Regions from separate parts of the Mus musculus genome. Here all the other regions are linked to region 1. The links are chromatin loops, found by intact Hi-C in ENCODE. Cell type or tissue: left cerebral cortex. All regions are shown on one strand. Region 1 holds the start of Btg1 (BTG anti-proliferation factor 1). Region 2 has its middle 120 kb from the start of Gm33843. Region 3 has its middle 75 kb from the start of Gm34044. Region 4 has its middle 12 kb from the start of 4930459C07Rik. Region 5 has its middle 49 kb from the start of Gm40746. Region 6 has its middle 24 kb from the start of Gm33981. Region 7 overlaps Gm33897 (a long non-coding RNA gene).

Region 1 (4,000 bases):
AAACCAGCCTGGGATATAATGCTCAAACTCAAATTTGAAATGAGGGACCTTTTAGAGAAAGGGCTAGATGAAATATGTCATTTAAAAAAAATGTCACAATGAGACCCATTATTGTGTAGAAAGAAGAAGAATCTGAGCTCCTGGTCTGGAGCTGTGCCATATTATCCGAGACGCCTGCATTCTGGGGGCTAAAGCAGGAAGATCTAGAGTGGGGGGGCCAGCCTGAGCTACATATAGAACAAGAGACCATCTCAGAAAGCAAAATAAGGGAAACAAAATCCAAACTCTTCCAAATAGCCTACTGACAAAAATATATGAATTCCATTCGTACTCTTAAATACATGGCATGTTTAGGGTTTAGTGATGTGTTTCTGGATCGTTAATAAAAGTATCAGGGAAACTTATTACAAATTAAAAAACAAAACAAAACAAAACCAAAAAACCTCCAATTTGTTTGGAAATACTACTGACTTAGAACAATTACTGACTTAAAGTCATTTAAATTGCCTCAATTCCCAGTGTTCACATGTTTTCACATGCTGCCCCTCCCCCAATCCAGTTAATTTTAACTGTAAAGCAGAACTCAAATTTCTGCTTTCAATTTCCACCAAAATATCAGTTTATCTTCTACAACCCCCAAACTAGCAGCATGTCTTTGCCCATGAGGTACACGTTACTAACCTCCAGCACAACACTCAGTTTCCCCTGCTATGGAAATGCGGACAAAGCCAGGGCTTCAACTTTTGAGAAAAGAAGTGCATCAACGTACCTGTTGTTGGATTCCAGCTTAGGGGATTTTATTTTATGTAACTCTTGCAAGATGAGAACCAGAAAGCGGCAGATGGCTCTGCTGTGATAAGCCTGTTCTTTAAGGCTATAGGTCACCTGCCCCAGGATTTTCTAAAGGAACAAATCCAAGGGGGCAAAAGAACTGTTTCTCAAAGGAGGGCCAGAGAGGATTGTTATCTTCACTTCCCCAGGAAGCAGTGACTGGGATCCTTTGGGCATCGCCACTTTTGGAAGATGTTACCTCTGTCTTTATCCTCATGAGATCATTAGCTTGTGAATGTGTCCATGCTTTTAACCTGAGTTAAAAAATCTAAAAGCCTTCCTCTAGTTCCTTCTGATTAGTTTCTAATTACACCTCTCCCAATGTGTTTGTGTGACCAGTGTGCAAGTGACATCCACACAGCTTACAAATCTAAGACGTCTGAGAAAAATATTTTGTAGCTGAACCTCTGTAATCATGACAAGAGATTGATTAAAATGCCAAGATAAGAAACAATTTATTATAGAGAGAAGAAAAATTTCTCATCCAAAATATAGAAATCTGTACAACTTTGCCACAATCAATATACATGAACTGTACAAATTTACACCAGTTCATAATTTACCAAATAAAAGATGACTAACAAAGTTCACAAAATAGATGGTGGTTTGTGGGAAAGACTCTTACCCAATTGAGTACAAGGAAAGTTACAAACCAGACCTCCACTTTCTAAAAATAAGAAGTTTACTCCACTCAGTCTTAGAAAACTACAAGCTAGCAAATGTACAGAGAGCTGGCTGGTGCTAACAACCACAGTTGAGACAGTGTCTTTTTGAAGGGTCTTTTCAAAGCCTGCTGCCATGGCAGAGCCTGGTCGCTCCCTACTCTCAACGCCAAAAACACAAGGTCTGACCATTTCCCCCAGGTCATGCGTACTAAGTTTGTCTTTATGTACATTTATACATTTTAAGTGCTAGGTAAAAGTCTCCGTGTAAAAATTTTTCCAGTACTACCATGCTTAAAACATTGAGCTTTCCTATTGAGCTGCCAAAAAAGTTACTGAGAACTTTCAAGTGTAATAGTGCAAATTCCCCTGCAAGGTTGACTGCGAAAGAGGGTTCTTTGAAAGACAGAATTTCCTTAAAGGGACTGCTGTGACAAATTGGGTATAAGGTCTGGGAGAAACTGAAACCACCCTTCGACTTCACTCCCTAGCAAATAAAGTGATCCTTTCCTTGGACTCACAGGCTATTTAAATCACTGAAAGGTACTGTCCAAACTATGGCACTGTCACTAAATTAAAAAAAAAAAAAAAGAAAGAAATAAAAAAATTATTACCACTCTATCTTGTGCCAGATCTTCACAGCTGTGACATGGTTTAAATTCCATAATCCATCCCCAAGAGGAGCCCACCCAAAGCAAAAAAAATCAAATTCATCCATCCATTATAAGATGATCCATCCAATAGACTATATCTTAACCTGATACAGTCATCATATTGTAGTTTTTGGAAGGGCTTGTTCTGCCCAAGAGAAGTTCCTCCTTACAGCTGATTCTGCTGTCTACCATTTGCACGTTGGTGCTGTTTTGAGTGCTACCTCCTGCTGGTGAGGCTTCGTACAGCACGCAGATGGAGCCATCCTCTCCAATCCGGTAGGACACTTCGTAGGGGTCAACCCAGAGTGTGAGTTCACTTGGGAGAAGCCTGAACAACTCCTGACTGCTCAGTCCAATCCGCTGGGCTGCCTGTCCAATCAGAGGATCCATCTTATGGTTGATGCGAATACAACGGTAACCTGATCCCTTGCACGGCTTTTCTGGGAACCAGTGATGTTTGTAATGTTCTGTGGAAGAAAAGAACAGAGAAACAATGCTCAGGACGGTAGTCAACGCAGCCGTACCGTAGCGTACTTTCCTCCTCCTGCTGCTAGCTTCTTAGCGAAGCGAAAATGAAAACCACCAACTTTCACAAATGTCCGGGACCGAATTCGCTGTCGTGAGACAGAATAGAGAAAGCAAAGACACTGTGGCAAACACTGTCCGGGTACTGACCGGTTGAGCCGCCAAAACAGGAATCCCGCGCGCAGCCCTGGATGGCCAACTAGCTGGATGGCACAGGCAAGCGGGCGGGAACCTGTTTACTTTCTCCACCCCAACGGGGTCCCATACAATAGACTTTATGGAACTGGTGGGGGGTGGGGGCAAGACAACGCCACTATGGCCAGTTAACCCCAAAGGGAAGAAAACCCAAGAAACCTTAAACCAAGATCTGGGTTGGGTTGTAATTGTACCGGTGACAAATCCGATGATTAATGGGCAAGAGGCACAGGAGGTGCGGAGACCTGGCACGTCCGTCCCGGGCCGGCTCCGAAACACAGAGGCGACAAGCCACCCAGGGGCTCAGCCGCAGACTCTCGCAACGGTCGCGGCGACCCGGCAGAGGAGACCGACGGGACTCCGGGCCCTGGGTCTTTTGTCCCCCGCGACCGGCCGGTAGCCGTCGGGGCGCAGCTCCGCGTCGCCCCGCTTCGGATCCTTTGTTGTGCGTGTCGCGGCGCCCCGCCGCCCAGCTCCCCCCCCCTCCCCCAGCCACGACCGGGACGCGCCCGTTAGTGGCGACCCGCGACGGTCCCCGCGCCCCGCTCACCTGCCAGCAGCTCCTGCAGGCTCTGGCTGAAAGTCTGCAGCTGTCGCTCGCTCGTGAGCCCCTTGGTGCGGAGGAACTTGGAGATGAAGGACACCGCGGCGGCGATCTCGCCTATCATGGTGGCGGCCCGGGTGTAGAAGGGATGCATGGGGGCGGCGGCCGGGGGTGGCCCGGGGCGGCCGGGGCTCGGCCCCGACGGCGAAGCGGCCACCCCGGGCTCTCGCCCAGACCCGACGGCCGAGAGGAAGCGAGGGCGCGAGGCGCGGACGGCTACTGGTTCTAGGGGATTTTTTTTCTTTCCTTTAGAGTAAAAAAGTTATTTTCAAGCCAGGAGGCGGCAGGAGAGACAGAGAGAGACGAGCGATGGCGGCCTGGTCACATCGCTCGGACCTCCCCAGCCGCCTCCGCCTCCAGCTCGGTAGCCTCCGAGGATCCCGAGAGTTGCATTTCCAGCTCCGAGGGGCGAAGAGCTGCCGCCGCCGTGCAGCTCATTTTATAGGGCTGCGGAAAGGAAGTGGCGTACCCGGGGCGTGAGGGCGGACGCCAGCCAATCCGGAGATCGCACCATTGTGACGCAGGCAGAT
Region 2 (4,000 bases), 140 kb after region 1:
TCAGAAAGTTCCCATAGGCTACCTGAACCTAGCCTTGGTTGACAGTAAAATGGCGGTAACGATGTTTGCTTAATGTGGTGATAAATGCAATGTAAAGGGTCTCTAGACATCTTAGCTCTCATTTCCTAAACTCTGCCCTACCCCTTTCTCTCCATTCCTTCTGGAGTTATCGCACCTTTCCCAAGTGACTTCTGGAGAATTCGACCCATTTTGCTACAACCTTTTACAGGAGCCTGGAAATTCAGAGTAGTCAGGAGATTGGGTTTTGAGCAGTTTCATCAGTTCTTTCTTACTACTGCCTCTCTCTCCTTCACAAACAAGTGGCATTCCCTGGCGTTTGCAACTTTACCTTTTACTTCTATTGGAGGCAGATTGTCTAAAGACTGTTGGTAGCACATGGCAAGGGGGCTCTTCCCTAGCATAGAATTCCATTTGGAAGAGAGGTGTGCTTTTCAACATTACCTAACATTGAGATGTTTACAGAGCAAGGGGAACAGCTTTATACATCTCACACATACTTATTGATGAACCCTCCTGGGAACAGACTGTGAGACACCTACATTTGTACACAAGAAAACTAAGCCACACATTGGCTAAGTGCATTAGCCAAAAATCACACAGCTTGTAAGTGGTGATGTGAAGATTTGAACCCTAATACACCTGGTTTTGACATCTCCTCTTTCTACGACGTTTACAGCTTGCTCCCCTCCTTCTGTCAGGAGCTCACTCTATAGCAAGTCCAGGGGACTTTTCAAAGAAAATGAGCCACAAAGAATACTTGACGTAGGCATTGAGTCGAAGTCGCTGGAGCCTGACACTGTTTTCAAATATTCACAACGAAAGCATAAATGCTTTATGGATGGGCAGGTGGTGGTCTGTCTGATCAGCTTTATTTTTCTAAGTAACAGCGTTAGTCTCAGACTGCCAACCCAGAGACCTGCGAAAGGGTTTGTGGTTTGCTATTATTTCCTGGCACTAACTTACCTTGACAGAAAACAGTCTCAAAATTCCCAAGGGTGGCCAGGTTGTCAAGCCTGCTTTCTTGAAAGAAGGAAGCATTCTCACCTCCAGGAGTTGAAGTGGACGTTTTTTTCTGGCTTAGCAGTTGATAACATTGTTTTTACTAAGCATACCTGCATTTCTCCTTCCACAACCAGACTTTAAGAATTAGTTTTCTCTTTTAATCCCCACAAAAGACTACAGTTCCCATTCACCCCCTTGTCTTTGAACGGTGATAAAGGAGAGGTCAAGACTTGAGGGTTCTCTTGTCTCCTCTCCAGGCACATACAGAACCAGAGCCAGCCCCCTGCCTCCGCTTTCTGGTTGCCTGCCACTCAGCTACACGAGGTTCTTTCTCTTACACCAGCTTCTTTTTTGGCCACCAGTAAACACACTGACCTTTTGAAATATGGAAAGAAAAAGCGCTTTGAAATAAAGCTGGCGCAAACTGCGTTCAGACAGCCTCATCTGAAGGCCAGAACAAAGAGGAGCATAGTTTTCAAGCTGTCTTCGTAATTACACCAAGCAGTTATCATTCAGGCCCCGGTCTGGGTCTGAGCGTTAGCCCCACAAACTGGAGGGCAGGGCGGGCACATAGGCCACTTTGTTGCAAAGCCCTCCAGCAAAAGATCCCACGTGGTTGGTACTGTGTTCCAGGACTCTGGGCTCTTTCCTTTCTTCCTTTCCCCCCATTAAACCCCTCAAGTCTCCTTGGCAGAGGCCCCTAGGTGAGGTAAGTGCCAATTAGCACGAAGAAAAAGCTCGATGTGTTCCAGGTTTATGGCTTGGAGCTGGCTTCTCAGGAAAACATCCTTCTCTCCTCAGAAGCCGGGGTGGGCAGAGAGGATCCCGAGTATGGCTCGGATTTCATTCATTTTTTTTTGCTGCTTCTCCCCACTCCCCTCCAGAAAAAAAAAATCATTCCTTTCTGTGGGTTTTTCCAACTTGAAGTGAGGTAAGCAGACGCTTCAGCGACTGAGGTAATCACGGCAGAAGACTCTGAAACTGGGCTGTTGGGAGAAAAAAAATAGCGCCTTTTTTTTTTTTTTTTTGGTTCTTTCGAAATAAATATGGCCAGAATTCAGAACGAGTAGGTGGAGGAGCGCATCTATCTAATTTAAAGGATTGTTAAAGCCTTTTTGGAAACTTCAAATTTGGATCCGACCATTTTTTTTTTCTTCTGGGCCAGAAGCAGCTTTTTATTCATGTCCCCATCATTGGAGGCTTGCCACATTAGTATGTGGAGAAATGGGCCACCGTGACCTGCAGCTAACATCCCGAATCCCTTAAAGACCAAGAGGCTTAGCAACAGAGGCCTGAAGAAGCAGAGCTACAGGCGAACGACTTCTCTCCTCATTAATCACCCTCCATCCTTCAGTGTTTCCAGAGGGCATGAGGGAAGGCAGATGTATATTTAGATACAGGCAAATAGCACACACCGCCACCACATTTTAATGCACTGTTCTGCGCTCATAGTTTGAGTCTTGTGATTTGGATTTTCATTTGCCTGGGAACAAAGCCTGGCTTTTCTTCCCCCATTGGGAAACAGGTGAGGCTCGTTTCCGGAAGCACCATTCCGGTATCCCCGAAGCAGCAGGCTCCCGGGACCAGAGCTTGCTCTCTGCCACCTTCGTGCTGTCTGCAACAGGTGCTGCATTTGCTAGGCACAGCAGAGGTGAAAGTACCCAACTAATCAAATTGTCCTTTTTGCACAATGGCAAGCAATTGTATCCCTTTGTTCTATTGAAACTGTAGAGATAGCGCTAACGCGTATAGTTTACACGTATAGTCTTTTCAAATAGAGGGAGTGGCAGAGTGAGAGATTGCATCTCACTTACCAAGTCCTACTCTTTTAATGGGGGAGGGGGGTAGGACACAGACAGATTGCGTTTCCCAGACTCCTCTGCATTGGGTGGCGTTGTGGCACATGGAATGTGGGCCAAAGTATTGCGCACAACTTCTAAGACTTGTCCCCTAAGCCCTTAAGCAGTATTGACAAAAGAACTAACAGGTCCTCGAATGACAAAAGGGCCAATAGATTTTGTCCGTTTTCCTTTCTCTCTCCCTTGGCTAAACTGTTTGGCTACCTAAAGCTAGCCCACAAGGTCTTATTCCCTTATATGACCACTGTCTCATTCCTGAAACTAAACACCAAGGTTCAGAAACCAAAATTCAGGTTATTTAGCTCCACTAACTAACCTGTCCAATCAGGATCTACCAACTCACTCTGGCACAGACTTACCCCCTTTTCCTTAAAAACTAACACCTACAAAAATACCTGCTGCCTGCTGTCTGCCTTTGCTTAATCCAGTTCCCTAACCCCATCCCCCACCTCCTACCCCTATCTCTACATTTGCCCATCTTGTACAACAAATTTCTTTTATGCTGAGAATTTGGTGTCTGGGCATGTTCTGTATCAACTATGAGGGGCCACCCCACACCCTTACCCTAACTACTCAGTACATCCTTTAAGTAAGTGGAGGACTAGCTGGAGAAAGCCCAGTGGTTGGGTGCTAGAGTTTTGAATGTCATGAATGAAGTAGTGGCCCAGGGATCTCCTCTAACCATTGGCTACTGTGCCCTAGGACATGTACTAGTTATGGAGTAGTCATTACCCAAAGATTCTACTTCCTGCTGTCCATCTTATTCACAGTCCCTGGGTCTGCTCCTGTGAGAAATAGCATACAGCAGAAGGTAGCATTGCATCTACCTATACATGATGGTAGCATCACTCTGGCTACTCCCTTGCTTCTCTCTGTGGGAAGGCCAGGAAGCTGAAGTTTATGAGATGTCCATGTGGTGAGGCAGAGCTGTGCAGAATCAGGTAAGCGAGATTTGAAAAGAATTGTCTAATCTTCGCTGCTCCAGTAGACATTGTGCGTGCGCTTCGGGAGTCCCTGAACCATAGCCAAATCTGCTGAGCTGCTCCTGGATTCTTGACTCCAGAAACTGAGAAATGTTTGAATATTTAAATCACTAAATTTGGGGGACAGTTTGCTAC
Region 3 (4,000 bases), 540 kb before region 1:
AATGTATATGATGCACTGAACCTATGGTGACTAAAAGGATGTATACACACACATATGCATAAGCACACATCTATGTACAGCTATTCCTCATTATCTGTAGATTTATCTACTTGCTAAATTCTGTGACTTCGTAAACCAATACGGGGGGGGGGGGGGGGAAAGTTCTAGGTGGAGTGACGCACTACTGCGTTTTGGCAACTCTTTTCATAAATGAATATCCTTTTCATGATCTAATAAGTGCTGGATTTTCCCAATTTTTCTTGTTTCTTCTTGATAATTTTATTCTTTAAAGCACTTTTTGAGGCAAGTGTGAATGTGCTGTCTAGTATTCCTCCATGCATGAATATTGCTGTGTGCCTTGCCAAGAAAACGTGTGACAGAAGAGCTTTGTCCAGGCATGAATTATAATGCCATTGACTGTGAGTTCGATGTTAATGAATCATAAGTAAGATGTCTCCACACATAAAATAAGATTATATATTGATCAGTAGACAAGAGGCTTACAGAAACCTGCTTTTGTGTTCCCCATAGGAACAGTACTACAATAGACACAAAACTCAATTTGGTGATCACAAAGAACCTGTAGAACATAGTTCCTAAAGTCAAGAGAATCAAATATACATGTATAATGTGCTTTGAATAAGAATGGCCACATAGGCTCATATATTTGAATGCTTGGAGGGAGCACTATTTGGAAGGGTTCATGGAAGAAGGGTGTCATTGGGGATGGTCTTTGAGGTTTCAGAAGCCTAGGCCAAACCTAGAGTCTCTCCCTCTTCCTGCTGCCTATGGACCAGATGTGCAACTCTCAACTTCTCCAGCACCATGTCTGCCTGCACACCGGCTTTCTGCTAGAATGTCAGTTCATATTAAGCCTCTGAAACCATAAGGAAAACCCAATTAAATGTTTTCCTTTATAAGAGTTGCTGTGGTCATGGGGTCTCTTCGTGGCAATGGAACACTGACTAAGTACATAATGTATATTCTTATTTATATGTATATTGTCTCAGGAAATATTTTTAATTCTTTATTTTACTTTTGAGATTATAATATAATTACTTCATTTCCTCTGTTTCTTACGTCCTCCAAACCTTCCCGAAGACCCAGTCTTTGTGTCTTTAAATTCCATGGGCTCTTTATTCATCAATTGATGAATTGATGAATATATATTCCGAGATACATAAAGACCACCTGCTCAAGGTGTATGATGTGACTTCTGCGCATGGTCTCAGATCCCCAGACCAATCATAAGAGGATGGTAAATTCTGTGCTGTGTGTGTTTGTGAGGGGAGTTAAGAGATTAGAGAGTAGAAAAGAAGCAATATTTACTTACCACCTCATGGAATTTATCACATGTATTATCCATAAAATAACAGACAGCACTAAAGAAATAAATGAAAGAAAATTTCTAATGCTTCCGTTACTCTCACCAACAATAATTTGAAGAAGCAAACATTTCATTAGTAATTGCTCAAGCTTTCAAAATGCAGATAGAACACACACTGGCTTCTTTTTACAAGGACATACATTAAGTCTCCCCTCCCTTTTTCCTCTAGCCTTCCACTCGTCAGCCCCTCCCTGCACTGGCACAGATTTCTGATAACAGACTTCCTGTCACCCAGGCTATCTCCTTGTGCTGGCCTTTCCACGGTACCCACACTGGAGAGACAAGTCCTGTCATTGTTCTGAAATGTAAGGCAGGAGCTTAGATGAGGAGATATCAAACAGAGAAGAAACTTCCTGTAAGGTCTATTTGGTGGTGGTGGTAGTTGTAAAGTGTGTGTGTGTGTGTGTGTGTGTGTGTGTGTGTGTGTGTGTGTATCTCTGTGTGTTTACTTCTAAGTATGGCTATGAGTTTTTTGGAAAAGAAAAGAACTCTCTATTATAAGTCACCTCTTATGCCCTTTATACATTTTATTAGTTTCTTATTTGACTGGAGAAAAAGACAAATATTTTAATTTTACCAGAGGAAATGGACTACCGGTGAATAAGCAGCAGCCTGACATCCAGCCTTCTATATTCCCAGTATACAAGAAGATGGCTATCTCAGTACATCCGTTGTTTTCAGGAAAGACACTTGAACAGGGTTAAAGACATTTTGTTTGCTTGTTTGCTTTAGGGAAAATACACATACTGATACTGGCACTGGACGAATACAGAAGGGGCTGTGCATTTAGAGTTCCTGATCGTGATGGCTTCTAGTACTGAGCTATGTTATTAGTCTCAAGCCTGTATTTCAATTAGACTGCTTCCCCCACCTCTCTGAGACTGAGTTGTAATGCTCACTATTTCCTCTAGAGGGAGAACGGAACAGCAATCCACCAGAACGGTATTTATGGAAAAACTGGGTCAATTAGAGTAACCCTGAAGATTTTTTCATGACAGAAAAACACGAGTTTGCCAGGAGTTCCATAAACCAAAACACAGAGTGGTTACTTGCAATAAGTGGCCTTCTCTGTGTAACCGAGTCACCCTTTGTAATGTATAGGAATGTGGCCTCAGTTTGCTGTCGATATTAAAGCAATAGGGAAAAAAGTTGGGGGCACACACCTCATTTCACTCACTTTACCCACTCACTTTATATAAGTTATAAAGATGTCTCCATTACATTACAGATGATAAGCTCATTAGAGATGTTTGCAAAGCTGTGCATTTGAGTCGCAGTCTTTATGAGCATCCCCTGCTCGAGCACACATGCAAGGTAGCATGAGTGAGGAAGACAATCTGCAGAATGAGCTATTCGGTACATAAAGACACTGCCTAGTACCTCACATCGGGATGACCATCCATTCCCTCCTCCCTGTACCATTTTCCAGGATAGCCAGCATTTGGCTGACATGATCCAATCCTTTTAAGTTTCAGAGACTTGATTTAAAAAAAAAAAAAAAAAGCAACCCTGTTTTAAGATTTGTGTGCCTTATCCAGAAGCTCCCATCAATGGTCGCCACCCAGCTACTACACATCCTGAAAAAATAAGTATCAAATGGAGCCAAGACCAGCAACTCCAGGAATAAAGACTCCTACGAGACAGCAATGGTGATAGGAAATTCTCCTGTTCATCAGTGTGGTGCCCAGTTCCCCACCCCCACCCTGATGATACAGTGACATCATTGGTCAGCAGCAGCACTGGCCTATTTTCTGTACTGCTTATGGTGGATTGGACTGGATGGAAATAAACATCTTATATAACAGGCAGGCTGTGCTTCCTGTCTTTCTCTCCCTACCCAAGGAGATTTTCCCAGTGTGAATTCTGCCTGTACAATTAACATTGGCCAAATTTCAGTTGAAAAAAAAATCTGTTAGGGTTTTAAGCAGATTAACAAATACAGCCCATGGATGCTGTCCCCTATTCCTTCTCCTTTATACGCATGAACGCACACACACACACACACACACACACACACACACACACACACACACGAGAGAGAGAGAGAGAGAGAGAGAGAGAGAGAGAGAGAGAGAGAGAGAGAGAGAATCTCCGAGTTTGCCTCCCACCATTGCCTCCAGGCCCCCTGCAATCAAAACAGCTTTTTATCAAGAGACAAGAAAAGCAAGCAAGTTAAATTGAAATTGGTCTTGGAACAGTTGAAAACAAAATAAAAGATTGCAGATTAGAGCTATTGTCCCATCTCGGAGATACAAAGCAGACCCCCCTCTGTGCTTATTTTCTCGGCATTGAAACAGACAAACCAAAGATTATGAAAGGGTGCATCCTGCCCTAAGTAGCCTTCAGCATCAAGAAGAGTACAACCCTAGAACCAGACATGTGCAATTGTGATTTGTAATGATTAACCAAGACTCCCTGAGCTTTGTCTCATAAATCTTGCTTTGTGTGGAACCGTTTATGAATCCTTGAACTTGAGCATTTTATTGTAGAGGCTGCTTCTGAAGAAATTACGTACAAATGAGCCTTCAGTATGATTTTGCTGATTCCAGTACAATAAGTCAGAGACAGCCGAGAGCTAAGGGGCGGGGAGGAGGAGGGGGGAAATGGTTGAAC
Region 4 (4,000 bases), 410 kb after region 1:
AAGCCTCCTCACATCGACCCTAGGTCTCCACATGCATGTGCATGCATAGGCAACCCCACACATGGAAATACAAGAAAGCGCTCCTGCGCATGCGTGCGCGCGCACACACGCCACACCATAGTAAGAGACAGGAGTACAACAATAACTAACACACGATCGGTCGCCGTGAGAAGCAACCCTGACTTTCAGGGAAAATGCCATTGATAAGTTCACATACTGTAGACAAAGACGTTATCATCGTGCCCAGAGAGCACAAGGAAAACATTAGTAACCTTGATCGTGTAGAGGAAATTTACTAAACCTGGGCGGCAGAAGGCATCGGAGAACAGCAAGGCCACTCAGAGTAGACTGCTCACCATGGAAGGTCTAAGTGCTCTTCCTACAGCTGAACAGGTAACCAACAGAGATGTGACAGAAATAAGGTGAGCAGAGGGACAGAGAGGTGAGAGTCTTATCTATCGGTACATTCCAAAAGGACAATTCACAGTATTAGACAATCCCGCTTTGCTTGGCTCTAACAAACCACCTTGGGTTGTGGAATGATGAGAGATCTGTTTAGCTTACAATTTTTGAGTCTGACAATTCAACCCTGGGTAAACCTAGAGTGTTTGGCCCTTGGTGACAGTCCCCTATGTGTGCTACCCTGTGGCAGATGGTGCCGTGGGGGAGCCAGTGCAAGGAAAGAGACAACACATGGCAGAGGCAGGAAGCCAGATCATGAGAAAGGTGAGCGTTATGTTTTATAACAACCCACTCTAAGAGGAAGTCAGCGGGTTCCCATACACATGGCTTTGATCCCTTCCGTGTGAAATAATTACCTTGGTCTAATTACCCCACCTTCTCTTAAAGGTGCCTGTCTCCAGCATCACCACACTGGCGACCGAGCTTTAACAAACACACACACAACCCTGGGCAACATACTCCTGCTACAGTCAAACAGCAGCTAACATCTAAAAGTAGTAGCTTAGAGAATAGCAAGACAAGCTGATTGTTTCAGAGATGGTGGGTGGGGGGGTGGACTAAAATACAGGTTCCAAAATGAAAAGTTATACCTGAGCTGAGAGAGATACTGAGGACTGGGAAAGTCAAGTAGGTATCTGACTAACCGTGACTTTCATTGTTAAAGTATGCCATTCTCATCTACACTTTGATTAATTTTTTTTAAATAATTGCCGTAAAAATGTAAAAGTACTTACTTCACCACAAAATATATAATCCAATATTATATAAATGATGTGTATGAAACTCTTGAGAAAATATTCCACAATATATTGGAAGTTGAACGTGACTCACTTCGTTTTTGATAGGCAGCCACTGACTAATTCTAAAGTGCTCAAGTCCAGTGAGAGGAAAAGTGTCTTTCACCATACCCTTCCATCCGAAGACATCTAAGTCCATCGATTATGGTGTACAGGGAATGCCTGATTGCTTTATGATGTCATATGCTGCTACAGAAATTATTTATGATGCTCCCGGAGCAAGACGATCTACTCTGGGGCTGATACCTTGATTCAGAATTTGACACCTAAAGTGGTTTGAAGCACTTGTGATATTTAGACGTTGAGTGACCCAATGCCATTGCCTTCAAAACACACATTCAAAACATACATTTTCCACCGGGAACTAGAAGGGCATTTGCAATGAACATCCCTCCAAGCAGCCGAGAACAAAGGAAATGTTCGGCAAAATGATGTTGAAACACTACCACTCAGGCAGGCCTTCTCCCCAGTATCTTTCCAGCCGAATAGCGTGCCTGCCTGTGACTCAGATACTGTTCACATTGGAAAAACAAAGCGGAGACATCTACTTAAACGCGCAAACAGTGCCCTCTGCTGGCGGAAATGGGATGTTAGTTAAAAGAACTTCGTCTCAATGACCACAGGGAAAGAAGGGGGAGGGGAAGGAAGGGAGAATGGAGAGATAGAAGGGGAGGAGAGGAGATGGGGAAGAAGCAGAGGGAATAGGAGTGGGAGGGAGAGGGAAAGAGGGAGGGAGAGAGAAAAGTGGACTGGGGGGGGGGGGAAGGGGTAAGGAGGAGGAGGAGGAAATGATACAAACAGGAGAGAAAAAAAAATGGGTTTTAGTCCTTTTTAAGGATAAATGCTTGAAGCATCTTATCACATAGAAGATGCCAATATATTTCCTTAAATCCCAAAGTAACACGTGGCCTTGAATTAAGGAATGGTTTTACAGTGTCCATTCTTTGCCTTACTAAGTTATTTACTCATCACAAGCTCCCTCTGGGGGTGTCCCCCAGTGCTCTGACTATGCGACATAATATACACTCAGCCTTTGCAGAAGATAGTAACTCTATCAAACAAAATTGTTTCCTTAGCTCACAGACCAGGGCTCTGACAGGGTTCCAGAATGTCCCAGGCTGCTCGACATGTTTCTAAATGCTTAGGAAAATCTTAATGTTGATTTTTTGTTTGTTTGTTTGTTCTGTTTTGCTTCAACAAAAGAAGTGGTTGCTTGAAGATAGCAAAATTGGTTTCTTGAAAGAAAAGAAAATGAGTGAGGTATATCCTTCAGGGCTGGCAGGGGGGCGGGTCTGGAGATGTATGTCATACAATTCATCGTAAGTACTTAGTCAATGGAGTAGCAATTCAAATTAGTTTATATATATATATATATATATATATGCACATGTATAGGTAGTATAGTTACGATATTATCGTGTATATATATACACATACGATATATATACACACATACTATATGTGTGTGTGTGTATATACATACATACATATATATATACATACATACATATATATGAATATGAAAGCCAGTATTTCTAATATCTTACATTAAAAATCAGTTGGCTACCCAGCTTCCCATGCCACCACAGTAGTGGGGTTAGCAATGTAAAATATGTAAATATGTTCTATTTTCATAAGGCATTTGCACTGGTGTATTAATACTGTGTGCATATTTAAAGATGTTACAGAGCCCAGCTTCGTCTGACTGTAAGTCGTCACCCCACTACAGGGTCGCTTAGCTGAAGGTGACCGTTCTAAAGACAGTGACAATAGCAGAAGACTCCTGGATGTGCAATGATCAAAAATAAATTCAGCCTCAATTGTGTAACAATCCCAAGGTGCTTCAGGCTAGGCTCGCCTGTGTTACACCGCACAGCTTCTCTGTACTCTCAGCTCGGAACACACAGGAGCCTGTATGCTTATGGATGCCGTCACTCATCCCAACTATCATGCTCAACTAGTCCATTGAACCATCACGCTCAGACGCCCTGCACGCTATGGACTGCGGGGTTTTTTGCTGTTGTTGTTTTGTTTTGTTTTGTTTTTTGTTTTTTGGTTTTTTTTTTTTGTATTTTATCATATGCACAGCTTTCTGCTCTTCTAGAAATGTTAACAGCTGAATTAGGGAAAGCAAAGATGCTCCTGTCATCTGGCCCCAGCCAGGGAGTGTCACATCCATGAGTATAGATTTGGATCATGTTGTGTTTGAATGTTTGATGGTTGCTATCCAAGTCACTGCTGAGCTCCTACACAACACCATTCAATTAACTTTTGCTTGGGTTTAAGGCAGGATTTCCAGCAAGTTTTACAATGGCCTTACACATATTTCTGTACTTCGGGCTGTATATGTATGCAATATGGCCTTCTCAGCATCGATGATTAGAAAAATCAAAAGTATCAGTCAGTTCTTTAAAGCATTGAAGATCTTCCACGGCCTGCCATATTAAATATTTAGGCGAGGTTTAATTCTAGTTATATTTACTGTGGATATGCAATCCTCATGAAAGAGTCTGCAAGTCTAAACTAAGTACTTGTGAATTAATGTTCCAGCGAACCGGCAGTGTGTGAGCACATAAGGTTCTTTTCTTAATGCCTATGTGCACACAAGCCTCCCGTGCTGCCAAGTGCTTCTCACAGTCCCCTTTGTTGTCCTCTATACAGCTCCACAGTGACTTCATTGCGATTGTCCTATTTCCCCGTGGGCTCATAGGTAGCCACCCTTTCCATCTAAACCCATGGCA
Region 5 (4,000 bases), 490 kb after region 1:
AGTTAGAGATAGCTGCAGGGCCGAAGTCATAAAGCCAGAAACTAGCTGACTGGATTTCAAACAAAAGCATGAAGGCTCCTCATGCCAGCCTATGTGCAGACAACTCAGGCATCTGGGTAGAGTGATTCCCCAAATCTTTAAAATGAAACTGGCCCTGAAGACTCTTCCTAAGACAAGCAGTCATGAGTGTGAATCTTGCCACTTATCTTGAAAAGCATGATTCTCTCTGGTTGCTATCTACTTCAAAAAGACTTAAAAATATACAAATAAAAATATTTTTATTTATTAATTTGTTTATTTATTTATTTATTTATTTTTCCCATTTTTTATTAGGTATTTAGCTCATTTACATTTCCAATGCTATACCAAAAGTCCCCCATACCCACCCACCCCCTACCCACCCACTCCCCCTTTTTGGCCCTGGCGTTCCCCTGTACTGGGGCATATAAAGTTTGCCTGTCCAATGGGCCTCTCTTTCCAGTGATGGCCGACTAGGCCATCTTTTGATACATATGCAGCTAGAGTCAAGAGCTCCGGGGTACTGGTTAGTTGATAATGTTGTTCCTCCTATAGGGTTGCAGACCCCTTTAGCTCCTTGGCTACTTTCTCTAGCTCCTCCATTGGGAGCCCTGTGATCCATCCATTAGCTGACTGTGAGCATCCACTTCTGTGTTTGCTAGGCCCCGGCATAGTCTCACAAGAGACAGCTACATCTGGGTAAAAATATTTTTGTTCCATCAACCTTATGCATATTTTTTTTACATTCCTAGACTGGCAAGATTTCTCTTTGTCTATAGATCTGCCCTCTTGGAAAGTCTTCCTCCCTCCTGTGACATGGAAGGATCTTGGTCTTTTTTTTTTTCTTAGTTGGAAGCAAAGAAAGCAAAGTACTGAAGAAACAGCTTGCATCACCAAACACCTAAAGATACATCATGAATTTATACCTTTAATATATCTTACAGCCTGCAAGACAGAAACTGGGTAAGCCTTCCCATGCATAAGGAAGTGTGTCTGGGGATATTGGGTACTGCACTTAATGTCATGTATGCAGAGAGTTGATCCTTTTCCTTTCTCCCTAATTTGTCTGTCTTTCCCTCCTTTTGTTCTCTCAGAAAGCCCACCACTTCAGAAAGTCTAAAGAGATAGGGGCTTATGAGAGTCAGATAAAAAATATTTTGAAAGGGATAGTCATGCATTTCCTGGCTTTGGAGAGGTCTTGGTGGTGTGCTCTTAGATGTTGTGATATTAGTTAGGATCAACACCCTGCCATTGGGCATGGGGTCTCTGGAATCTTCACTCCTGGGTGTAGCTGGAGGAGAATGCGTTCTGTGTGTCTGTAACCAGAAAGGGTAGAATGCTAAAGCCGGTCTAATTAAGGCCAGTCTGCCTGTCCATGACTGTCTGTCAGACTTGAGTCTGGCCTGCCTAGTGCAGTGGAAACAAGTGGGTTTTTTTTTTTTTCCTCCTTTTTCCTCATGTTTTAACTGTGTGAGGTTACAGTGCCACCATGTGGATCCTCCGGTGTGAACCTGGATAATGAAGCTGGGGCTACAAAAGTGGTCACAGGCAACCTAAAAGACTTGGGAACAGGGACAGAAAGAGAAACCCGGTTTTTGAAAAGACACCGTGGTTCGTCAGGAAAAACAGAAGTCACGTCGGTCGGTCAAAAGATAATTTACATTCGTGAGCACCGCTTGGAGCCAAACAGACGCTAGTTGAAACTTACCAAACTGTCTTTACAGCCTCAGTTGCCTTGTCTGTGTAACGGGCACTGTAGTAGCTCCTCTAGGCTGCCGTTAGAATCAAAAGGCAGTGCACACAAAGTGCTCTCTGCCTGCCATGTCTGGTTGTTATGACTGAGCTAAGAAAGGAACTTCACAGCCTTATGCTGAACCGCAGTCCCGTGCTAGGACTCTCGACATTTTGCCCATGGTTTTACCTTGATTTAAGCCTTAACCATTTCACCTTCCCCTGCCTTTGACATGTGAGCTTTGCAGCAGTCAAATTTCAAATCATGTATTTCAAATCATGTTTCCATCATCTTGTAGCTTTGTAGCCTTGGGATATTTAAACCTTCTGAGCTGGGAAGCTGTGTGGTGATGCTGGCCCTTTGTTCCAGCATCCAGGGTATGGAAGCAAGAGGCTACCCTCTTGTTCAAGGATATTCTCTGCTAGATAGTTAGTTAGACTCCAGTATGGACTCACAAGACCCTGCCTGGGGAAAATAAAAATAGGGAACAACAAAATCCTGAGTCCTGGTTTCCTTGTCTGTAAAATGGGGTTAAGAACCTGTTACAGAGGGAACTAGAGCTCGGGCACTCGAAGCTTCGGATGCAGTAACTTCAATGGTCATCAGTCTGCGCCCATCACTGTTACGGTCATGACTACACTACAGGACAGCACAGCCTCACCTTGACCTCCAAGTAACAAAACCTTTAAGTTCACCTTAACATCAAAGAGCGATTGAGGAACTAGACAGGAAGCAACTTCTGTGGTCTATTTACCTACACACCTCAATGTTGAGGTTCTGTGGTTTTTATAAGGTTATCTTCTCAAGGCTAAAAGTGCAGCTATGAACAGTTTACACCTCAGTGTTTTCAGTATTAAAGTGTATTTCATAGTCAAGGTTAATAGTGCCATGTGTTAGTAGCACACACCTTTAATCCCAGTACTCAGGAGGCAGAGGCAGATGGATCTCTGAGTTTGAGACCAGCCTGGTCTACATATAGAGTTCCAGGACAGCCAGGGCTACCTAGACAAACCCTGTCTTGAAAAGCAAACAAACAGAAAACAGAACAAAACAGTTACTACTCTGATGTCTTTAATTTATTTTACATGTCTTCATCTTCTGAGGCCCCAAATCCAGTCCTTTCAAATCAAGCAAAATCTTAGAACTAATGAACAGATTTAGACTTGATGAAGACAAAAACTCAATCGTATCCATCACCGCAAACTCTGAAAGTCTAGATTTGCCGTGACACCTGAGTGGTCCTAGCCAGGATAACACAAACGCAAAACCACGGTGATCTTAGCTCTAAGCTTTAACACCTCCAGCTATTCGGGGGGGGGGGGTCCCCAAAATGTTTCATAAGCCTCCTCCACTTCTGATCCCCACCACTATGCTTAAGCCACAGTCTCATAACTACCTCCTTGGACTGACAGCAACCTGCTGCACTTTCCCCACCAGGCTATAGGCAGCCCTGCAACCAGAGGGGCCCCAGGCATCTCCCACACCTGCCCCCTTCCCTGCCTCACTCCTTAAATATCCCCAACCTCAGTAAATATCCTCATTGCTGCTTCCATTAAAATATAAAAAGCACAGATCTCCTGAGAGCATTTAGAGCACTGGAGTCCTGGCTAGGTCTAGAAACTATAATCTATAATAATAAATATGCATATATATGTATAATATAGATATTTATTATATACGATATGTTTTTTTAAGTTTTATTTATTTTTTGTATGTGAGTGCATTGTATCTGTCTTCAGACACACCAGAAGAGGGCATCAGATCCCACTACAGATGGTTGTGAGCCACCATGTGATGCTGGGAATTGAACTCAGGACCTCTGGAAGAGTAGTCAGTGCTCTTAACCACTGAGCCATCTCTCCAGCCCCTTATTTTTTATTTTATATGTCTTTATATGTAATATATATCTTTATTATACATGTATAAGATTTATATCTTTATATATAATATATTTATATGTGTTTAAAGATAATCTTATACATGTATCTTAAAGAAACGTAAATACACTGTATTCTTTATATATCTTTATATTATCCATTGTAATGTATAGTTATAATATCTATAATTACATAATATATAATTATACATAATATATTACATACATAAATATAAACAATATAACTATATAATAATATATAGTATATAATACATTATACAACTATATTATTTATGTTTTTATATGTTCATAAGGTATATAAATATATATTCTTTATTTTAACTTTATACAATATATATTAAAGAAAAATCATC
Region 6 (4,000 bases), 320 kb before region 1:
TCTATGGAAAACAGTGACATTTGTTTCAGAGTGCAAAATAATCCTCTCTCCCAATTGGACATGCAAATGATCAACAGCTATATACAAATTAGCTCAGGATCATAGAAATACAAGTAAAAACATACAGTAATATAACTCTTTATCATCTTAGACGATGAAGTAACAATCTTTTTTAAAGGCAACAAAAAGTATTGGTGAAGGTATAAAAGAATTTTGTCAGTGAGTACGTGATGTGATATAGATGCCAGGCAAAATAGTGTGGGCAGCCTGCAAGCAAAATTAACATGTGACCCAGATATTTCACTTCTGGGTATGACCCATCTGAACTTAAAATAACATCTCCAACAGAAACTTGTTTCCCCTGTTCATCATAAAGTATTCACAAAATCCAACAGGCAGAGAAAACATAAGTATACACTCAAGGATGAATAAATAAAACTAAATATGTTACACACACACACACACACACACACACACACACACACACACACACTTTTCATCCTTAAAGAAGAAGCATTTAAAATATTTAACACTGCTGGAACTTGAGAAAATCATGTTAAGAGAAATTAACAAAAAACAAATACAGCATGACTTCCCTTCTATGATGTACTAAAATGTATTGGGCTGCATTTAGTCAACATCTCTGCCTTCACTATAGCAGAAACTATCATTAATATAACAACTTTAAATGTACCAAACAATACCTCTGTCTCTGGAGAAAGAAAAACAATCAGTATTCAATCCCAACCATGTGAAGACTTTTCACCTTCTTAAGTCCTAGGCTATTAAAATTGCAGGGCACCAGAAATATCTTCATTCCTCCAAGTACTTTTTAAAAGTACTCAATGTAAAATTTAAAACCAATTACTAATCACAATAAATTACCAATACTATTTTATTGTGTAAACATCAAATCTAACTGAGTAGTCTGTTTTAAAGCATGCAGTCCTTTCCATTTCGGATGAAGAATTAACTGTTTGCCTTTGAGCAAGGTACAGGTTTCTGGTGACTTTATTTACTCAGACACCAAATGAAGATGTTAATAGCAATTCTTTCCCAGTACCATCAAGAAAGAGTGAGGCAGTACACATAATCACCCATCTCACTCACTATAATTTATATACTTACACACTAGGTAAGAATACCAACTGCAGATAATTTTGTATGTGTGTGCTTGTGTGTGTGTGTGCATGTGTATATGTGATGTATTTATTGTGTATATTTTTCTGTATCTTAATATCTTCTTATGAATTATTTTTAAGGCATGGCTTTTAAAATTTTTAAACTTTTGTCAAATTTGGTCACATTTTGCTATTCTCGCCATTCACACAGTAATGACTATTTTTAAAGAGAAATTACATATTTTTTCAATTCTCCCCTCATTCTAACTTCAGTAGAATGGGTTGCCTATTCTAAGCTCTCTTTAAATATGTTTGAATAAATACCTATAACATTAATGTTTAATGCGATGCAAGTATTTCATTTAAAGATAAGAGAATGTTTACATTTCTATTCAACAATTTCAAGTTCAGACTACCTTAACTGGAATAGCTATATCACATTTGCCTTGGGGAGCAGGTGGTGGGAAAACTTCCATTTGCAGAACAGTAACAATCAGAAAGAAACATTATAAGGGACAGACAATTTGTTTATTATGATTTCTTACTTCATAAGCTAGCAGATTGAATTCTAAGCTTTCAAGCCATGGACTTCTGTGCTGGCCTTCATTCAGTCAACATCTCTGCCTTTGCTTATACCTAACTAATATCACAGATTTAACAACTATATGTGAACCAAACAATGCTTCTGTCTTTGGGGAAAGAACAACATTAGCATTCACTTCCAACATCCTCAAAGTGTTTCCTGTTTCCTCTCTCCTCTTATAACACACACACACACACACACACACACACACACACACACACATACACACACGCACCTACACATGCACACTATACACATAACCACTGAAACCATGCGAAGTCCATCTGGCCACCAGAGGGCTTCCCTGAGAATGGAAAAGCCCAGAATACACTCCTGTCTGAATATCTGCCTGGTTTTGTCCAGAAGGCAAGTGTGTGAATTTTAAAGTGTGAAAGATGCTGCCTTCCAAAAACCAGAATCTTCTTCGTGTGAACAAGATTTCTATAGCTGGTGACCTTCCTTCGGTGGGTAAAACAGTGTAATGCCAAACTGAGATTTGTTACAATTTCATTCACTAACTGAATTTAAATTGCCATTTCCCTTCAACAGCAACTGGATATCTGTGATTTTAAGAAAGTTATTTCTCATTATAGGAGATAAAAAACATTATACTTTTTAAAGTATACCTTTACAGATATGTTGAAACAATTTGTGGGTAAAACATGATAATGTTTGTGGTTATTTTAAATATATATATATATATATATATATATATATATATATATATATATATATATATATATTGTGTGCCTCCAAAGGCTAGAAAAGGGAGACTTTGAATGTTTTCATCATAAGTGATAAAGTTTGATGAGATAATCATGTCTAACCTCATTTGTACCTTGCATAGTGCATCTCTATCAAAATAAGACATGGAAGCCTCATTCATGTATATAATTTTATTTTTGCATTTTTTTAAGACAAGGTCATTCCGTTTTACGTGAATGGCTTTAATCCTTGTGCTCAGTGCGTCCTCTTGCCACAGCTTTCCCACCTATGCATATCTCCCTGAAATAAGCTCAGATGCCATCTTACTCTATGTGATAGCTATTCTTTGTTTGATTACACCTGGAATTACCTAAAACCCTAACATGGAGGTGCATACCAGTAAGGGAATTTTTGCTTAAATTGAGGTAGGAAGATCTACTTTTAATCTGGATCTTTGAGATAGGAAGTCACATCTTTAATCCAGATCTTTTGAGCTGGGAAAACCCACCTCTAATTTGGCTCATGACTTCTGATGAAAGCCTACATATGTACATGAAAGAAGGAAGCTTTTTCTCTTTGCCTGCTTGCTCTCGCCTTGCTAGTATATCCATTCCTTCACTGGCACTAGTCCCTACTTCTTTAGGATTCCAGTGGATACCGAAGACCACCTGAGATACCCAAGCTTGTGGACTGGGCAATTACTGGATTTTTTGACTTTCTGTTCACAGCAAGAAATTTTTGGATTAGCTGGACCACATCCTGTAAGCCATTTTAATAAATCTCATAGATAGATAGATAGATAGATAGATAGATAGATAGATAGATAGATAGAGATAGATAAATGATAGATTCATTCTATACTTTATAGAATCCTGACTAATACATTGTGTATCAGATAAAAATAAATTTAGGATGTGAAAATGGTTTTTGCTTTTGTTTTTTGAGATAGGGTCTCTATATTCTTATGCTTCTTTGAATTTGCTATGTAGCCAATGCTGGTCTTAAAAGACCCTGATATAGCTGTCTCGTGTGAGGCTATGCCAGTGCCTGGCAAATATAGAAGTGGATGTTCACAGTCATCTATAGGATGCAACATGGGGCCCCCAGTGGAGGAGCAAGAGAAAGTACCCAAGGAGCTGAAGGGGTCTGCAACCCTATAGGTGGAACAACAATATGAACTAACCAGTAGTCCTAGAGCTCGTGTCTTTAGCTGCATATGTAGCAGAAGATGGCCTAGTCGGCCATCATTGAGAAGAAAGGCCCCTTGGTCTTGCAAACTTTATATGCCCCAGTACAGGGGAACACCAGGGCCAAGAAGTGGGAGTGAGTGGGTAGGGGAGCAGGGCAGAGGGAGGTATGGGGAACTTTTGGGATAGCATTTGAAATGTAAATGAAGAAAATATCTAATAAAAAATATTTAAAAACTGGCAAATCTAATGCCTTACAAACCAAGAGTTCTAGGATGAGAGGCATGCCCAACCATGCTCTGAATTTTTTAATTTAATTTGAATTTTAAGAACTAGAGAAAAAATATATTGTAAGAAAGAAGAATGGAAATTTCAAGGGAGAGCAGAATTCAAGTACAGTCATG
Region 7 (4,000 bases), 110 kb before region 1:
CAGGACTGTTAGATTACAGGGCCCAGAAAAGAACAGAACCATTGATTGGATGATTCAAAAACATTTCTAAGTGGAATTTTTCAAAAATGCACACACACACACACACACACACACACACACACAGAATAACATAAACACCATTTATAAGCCTCAGTAATTTGAAGTCCCAAGTTAGTTCTGTTTTATTTCCATCCTTATCTAGATCCTCACCCTCCACATAACTAGATTATACTGAAGTTAAACAAGGACTTTGTATCATTATACAAATACCTAAAGAGATGTGTAAGTACACATGCACACACGCATATACACATTTGTGAAAGAGAAGAAGAGTTTCCTTTTAAATAGATCCATGATTTCTTGTCATCACTAAAGACAATAAACAGTAAGACAAAGTTCTGATAACTATGCAGTCCCCTAATAGGTTCTTGATCCCCTAATCATCTAAATTCACTTTGTTTTTTGAGGAAGACACTTGCTATCTGGTTTGCCTATAGTGACCTGCGTAGGAAAGGGAATTCGCATGGAGTCTTTCCCACTTCATTTCTAGATTCTACACTTGGGAGTTGCTTCCCTGACAGCACCTAAAGATCCCCAACAGTCCAGTTTAGAAGGGTTGTGTTAGTTTCTCTCTCTCTCTCTCTCTCTCTCTCTCTCTCTCTCTCTCTCTCTGTGTGTGTGTGTGTGTGTATGTCTGTGTGTGTGTCTGTGTGTCTGTGTTAACACCTATCGATGTAAATGTGTTTGACATGCGTCAGCTCCTCACCGTTATTACATTACCGCATATGGAATGTCCAGTCTACCTAGTCAGCTCAGTTATAGATATAACCCACATGTTGTTCATCGCCTCTCTACCCTTGCTATGATCAATGATTCTAAGTTCCTGCTACATAACTCCAGCCTCCATGTCTGTGAACAGTCCCCCACCCTCAACCCCCACCCCACCCCACCCCACCCCCGACAAGCAACTCTAGTCCCTTTGAGTGGGGAACACGGTAAAGACTCTAGTCGACGCTGAGTTCTGACCCTTGGAAATGAACAAACGCTATGGCTTCTCCTCTCAGCTGCCTGTTGTGATTTCAAAAATCCCCTTTGTGGGAAGGTCTAGGGAATCAATATTTTTCTAGATTAAGATCTGTCTCAGTGACACTTGGTAATGACTAGCATACTGCAAACCCGCAGACTGCAGGATTTGACTTTGGTCTTAAATCTTCTATGCCAAAAATCCTAGTTCATCTGTTTTACCCCCATAGCATGCCAGCAGTCAGAAAGAGTGTGAGACAGAGGGAGGGAGATGCAAGAAGGAAAGAAGAAAAGATGGAAGGGGTGTAGAGGCCTAAAGATCTCCTTAATGCTTTTCCTATTACGACAATTATGTTTTGCTAAACATTTTTATGGTGCATTGTATGAACAACTCAGAATAAGTGACAAAACTCTCACCCCCCACCATTTCCATTTTCTTGTGAAGAGCACATTCAAAACTCTCTCTTCTAAAAGAAAACCAGCTGGAATGGGAGAAGAGTGCCTGAGAGTAGAGTGTTGGGGTACATATACATGAGGGTGCTGACCTAAAATTAATTAAATTTTTTTTCTTCTAGATTTTTCAGAATATACAGTAAATCATTGTGGTCTATTGGACCCATACAGGACAACAGAACAACTGTACCTACTCCCTTTTTGAAAAATGTATTTATTTTATGTGAGTCACCATCTCTATCTTCAGACACCCCAGAAGAGGGCATCAGATTCCATTACAGATGGTTGTGAGCCACCATGTGGTTGTTGGGATTTGAACTCAGGACCTCTGGAAGAGCAGTCAGTGCTCTTAACCGCTGAGCCATCTCTCTAGCCCTTACTCCTTCTATGCAGCTATAATTTTCCCATTAATATCATCCTGGGCTTTTCCTGTTCTGATAACACCAACTCTACTTTGTTTTGTTTTTTTTTTTTTCTATGAATCAATTCAGTGAATGAAATTCTGTGAATCAAACTTGCCTTGGAGTGTGACTTTTGTCCCTCTGTGTCAAGTTTCTTTTGCTTAACATAATTATATATATAATTTGACCTCATTTACAAGGCCACAAGTGTCAGGATTTTGTCCTTTTTAAGGCTGAAGCATATATACCAATGTGTATCTACATCTTTATCACTGTGATGGGCATCTAAGTTGACTCTGAATCTTGCTATTGTGAAAGGCAGGGGAATAAACACAAGAGAGCTAGGTTTATTTGATGTGCTGATTTCCCTTCCTTTGGGTACAAGACAGCCAGGAGATTGCTGGGCTAAAAGCTATTTCTCCTTGTAGTCTTGTAAGGACCCTTCAAGCTGTCCTTTCATATCAGTTATACTAATTCACATTCCCGTAACAGTTAAGGATATTTCTTTCCTGAGGTTGTCTCTATAGACTATGTTATCACAGTAACTCCTAGCTGTGAGCAGTAACTCCTAGCTATGATCGTGACACCAATTTGAGAATCTGGTCCCCGTTGAGTCTTTTCAGCTTTCAATTTTCTTAAAGACGACTTTGTTTTACACTTAATTTTTTTTATAATCACATTAAACATTCACAGCATTTGAATTCAAAATGAAAACAAACTATAGTCAGACTCTGGTTTCTAATTCTATCTCTTCTCCCCCACTTCCTCACATCCCCATAAATAAACTTTCCCTACAGTATTTTTATTTAAAACATTTATATTCTGATTACTTCTTTTCTTAGATGCAGATTGGCATATCAGATATATTTTTTCCACCATAATTTTTTAACCAGATACATTTTTCCATCATATTTTTTAACCAAACAATAAATCCCAGACATCTTTGCATACACTTACTAGTTATTTGTTTTTCTTCCTAGCTCCAGTGAGTATTTTTGGACCATCAGCAGGGCAGCTACTGGAAGGAAACATGAAAGATATTTTTTTTATTTTTTATTTTTTAAAGAAGATTGGAACTCTGTAGTAAACCTTCTTAAAATGAGTCACCAAGTTCACAGCCTGCCAGCCTCACGCTGGGGAAACTTCGAGTAGGTGGCTACACTTTGGAGAGGTGTGCGCAGTGTACAATCTCACCAGGCAAAACGCTTCGTTACTACAATTTTTCCTTTGCTTTGCATTTTAGGAAAGTAATGTTCCTTCCTATTTTAGCAGCACCATTTGCATTCCTATTATTCACACTGAGCTGTTATTTCCACTTTTATCTTCCCTTTGTTACTTGGTTTGTGCTCCTCCTCCAGGTCTTCACCTTGCCTTTTTTTCAGGTCCTTAAACCTTGTCCTACCGGAAAGGTGGAATAGCGCTGTGGACTTATGAGCCACACTGCTGGGGGGGGGGGGGGGAGTAATGATAGAGGTTCCCTTGAACCATTGCCAGCAATGCTGAGAGCATCCCACACACATTTGCTATGGAAACACCTTTATGACTAATGGGCTCTCAAAAGAAAGCGTTTGAAAACTGAAGCTAGAAGAGCTTTCTTTTTTTTTTCTTTTTTTCTTTTTTCTTTCCTTTTTCTTTCTTTCTTTCTTTCCCTCAAAATTGCTAGTTTCTGTATTATTCTGTATTATTATTCTGTATTATTCTGGATCATTTGTTTGTAAAGTGGATTCCTACAGCATAAGCTCTACATGTGTGTGCGTCACGAAAACCCGGTCTGCCCCCTCACCCGGTGCTTTAATTCCAAGAACCCTGTTCTCTGCTGTTATGTGTTTATGAGTTTGGGGTTTCAGGCTGAGTAAAGTTCTTTTCCTCAAAATGAAAGGTAAAACATTTCTTTCTCTTTTCTCTCCTTCTTTTGAGACAGGGTCCCAGGTAGCTCAGGGTACTCTCAGATTCACTACACAGCTGAGGATGGCTTTGAACTTCTAACCCTCTTGCTTCAACCTCCTAGTGCTGGGATTTCAGAGGTACCCATGCCAGATGGATACAGTCCTGGAGAACTAACCCAAGAGTTTGTGTATACTATCCTAGCACTCTACAGGCTAAGGTGCATCCCGATCCCCAAA

The links. Hi-C counts contacts between places; a loop is a spot of excess contacts. Peaks named below come from ENCODE experiments on the same cell type or tissue, not always from the same donor. Only the 100,000 strongest peaks of a DNase experiment are listed, where the experiment ranks them.
Region 2: it touches region 1 in a loop (2.2-fold over the local background); 5 of 42 quality-filtered maps call a loop at or near these places.
Region 3: a loop joins it to region 1, with 6 times the contacts of the local background. A loop is called at or near these places in 8 of 42 quality-filtered maps.
Region 4: it touches region 1 in a loop (5-fold over the local background); 31 of 42 quality-filtered maps call a loop at or near these places.
Region 5: a loop joins it to region 1, with 6 times the contacts of the local background. A loop is called at or near these places in 6 of 42 quality-filtered maps.
Region 6: it touches region 1 in a loop (2.7-fold over the local background); 15 of 42 quality-filtered maps call a loop at or near these places.
Region 7: a loop joins it to region 1, with 2.9 times the contacts of the local background. A loop is called at or near these places in 8 of 42 quality-filtered maps.

The regions. Positions count from the first base shown.
Region 1 is chr10:96,616,889-96,620,888 of GRCm38, reverse strand. It overlaps Btg1 (BTG anti-proliferation factor 1), which reads right to left and starts at 3,888. Exons shown (of 2, transcript NM_007569.2): 1 at 3,417-3,888; 2 at 1-2,613. The coding sequence starts at 3,564. The coding sequence ends at 2,246. In left cerebral cortex, a CTCF peak has its summit at 2,369 (motif pointing left); DNase peaks (open chromatin) are centred at 2,440, 2,786, 3,142, 3,537 and 2 more places; H3K4me3 peaks cover 3,802 bases; H3K27ac peaks cover 1,732 bases.
Region 2 is chr10:96,478,273-96,482,272 of GRCm38, reverse strand. No RefSeq gene overlaps it. Among named protein-coding and RNA genes, the nearest start is that of Gm33843, 120 kb to the left of the region's middle. In left cerebral cortex, no CTCF peak of the experiment used is centred here; DNase peaks (open chromatin) are centred at 1,534, 2,178 and 3,819; H3K4me3 peaks cover 503 bases.
Region 3 is chr10:97,158,734-97,162,733 of GRCm38, reverse strand. No RefSeq gene overlaps it. Among named protein-coding and RNA genes, the nearest start is that of Gm34044, 75 kb to the left of the region's middle. In left cerebral cortex, a CTCF peak has its summit at 2,288; DNase peaks (open chromatin) are centred at 2,310, 2,581, 3,195 and 3,712; H3K27ac peaks cover 1,227 bases.
Region 4 is chr10:96,211,882-96,215,881 of GRCm38, reverse strand. No RefSeq gene overlaps it. Among named protein-coding and RNA genes, the nearest start is that of 4930459C07Rik, 12 kb to the left of the region's middle. In left cerebral cortex, a CTCF peak has its summit at 1,825 (motif pointing left); DNase peaks (open chromatin) are centred at 704 and 1,819.
Region 5 is chr10:96,129,812-96,133,811 of GRCm38, reverse strand. No RefSeq gene overlaps it. Among named protein-coding and RNA genes, the nearest start is that of Gm40746, 49 kb to the left of the region's middle. In left cerebral cortex, a CTCF peak has its summit at 1,511 (motif pointing left); a DNase peak (open chromatin) is centred at 1,495.
Region 6 is chr10:96,932,833-96,936,832 of GRCm38, reverse strand. No RefSeq gene overlaps it. Among named protein-coding and RNA genes, the nearest start is that of Gm33981, 24 kb to the left of the region's middle. In left cerebral cortex, a CTCF peak has its summit at 2,019 (motif pointing right); a DNase peak (open chromatin) is centred at 2,016.
Region 7 is chr10:96,726,682-96,730,681 of GRCm38, reverse strand. It overlaps Gm33897 (a long non-coding RNA gene), which reads right to left. Exons shown (of 3, transcript XR_871979.1): 3 at 2,758-2,895. Among named protein-coding and RNA genes, the nearest start is that of Gm33897, 13 kb to the right of the region's middle. In left cerebral cortex, a CTCF peak has its summit at 1,756 (motif pointing right); a DNase peak (open chromatin) is centred at 3,060.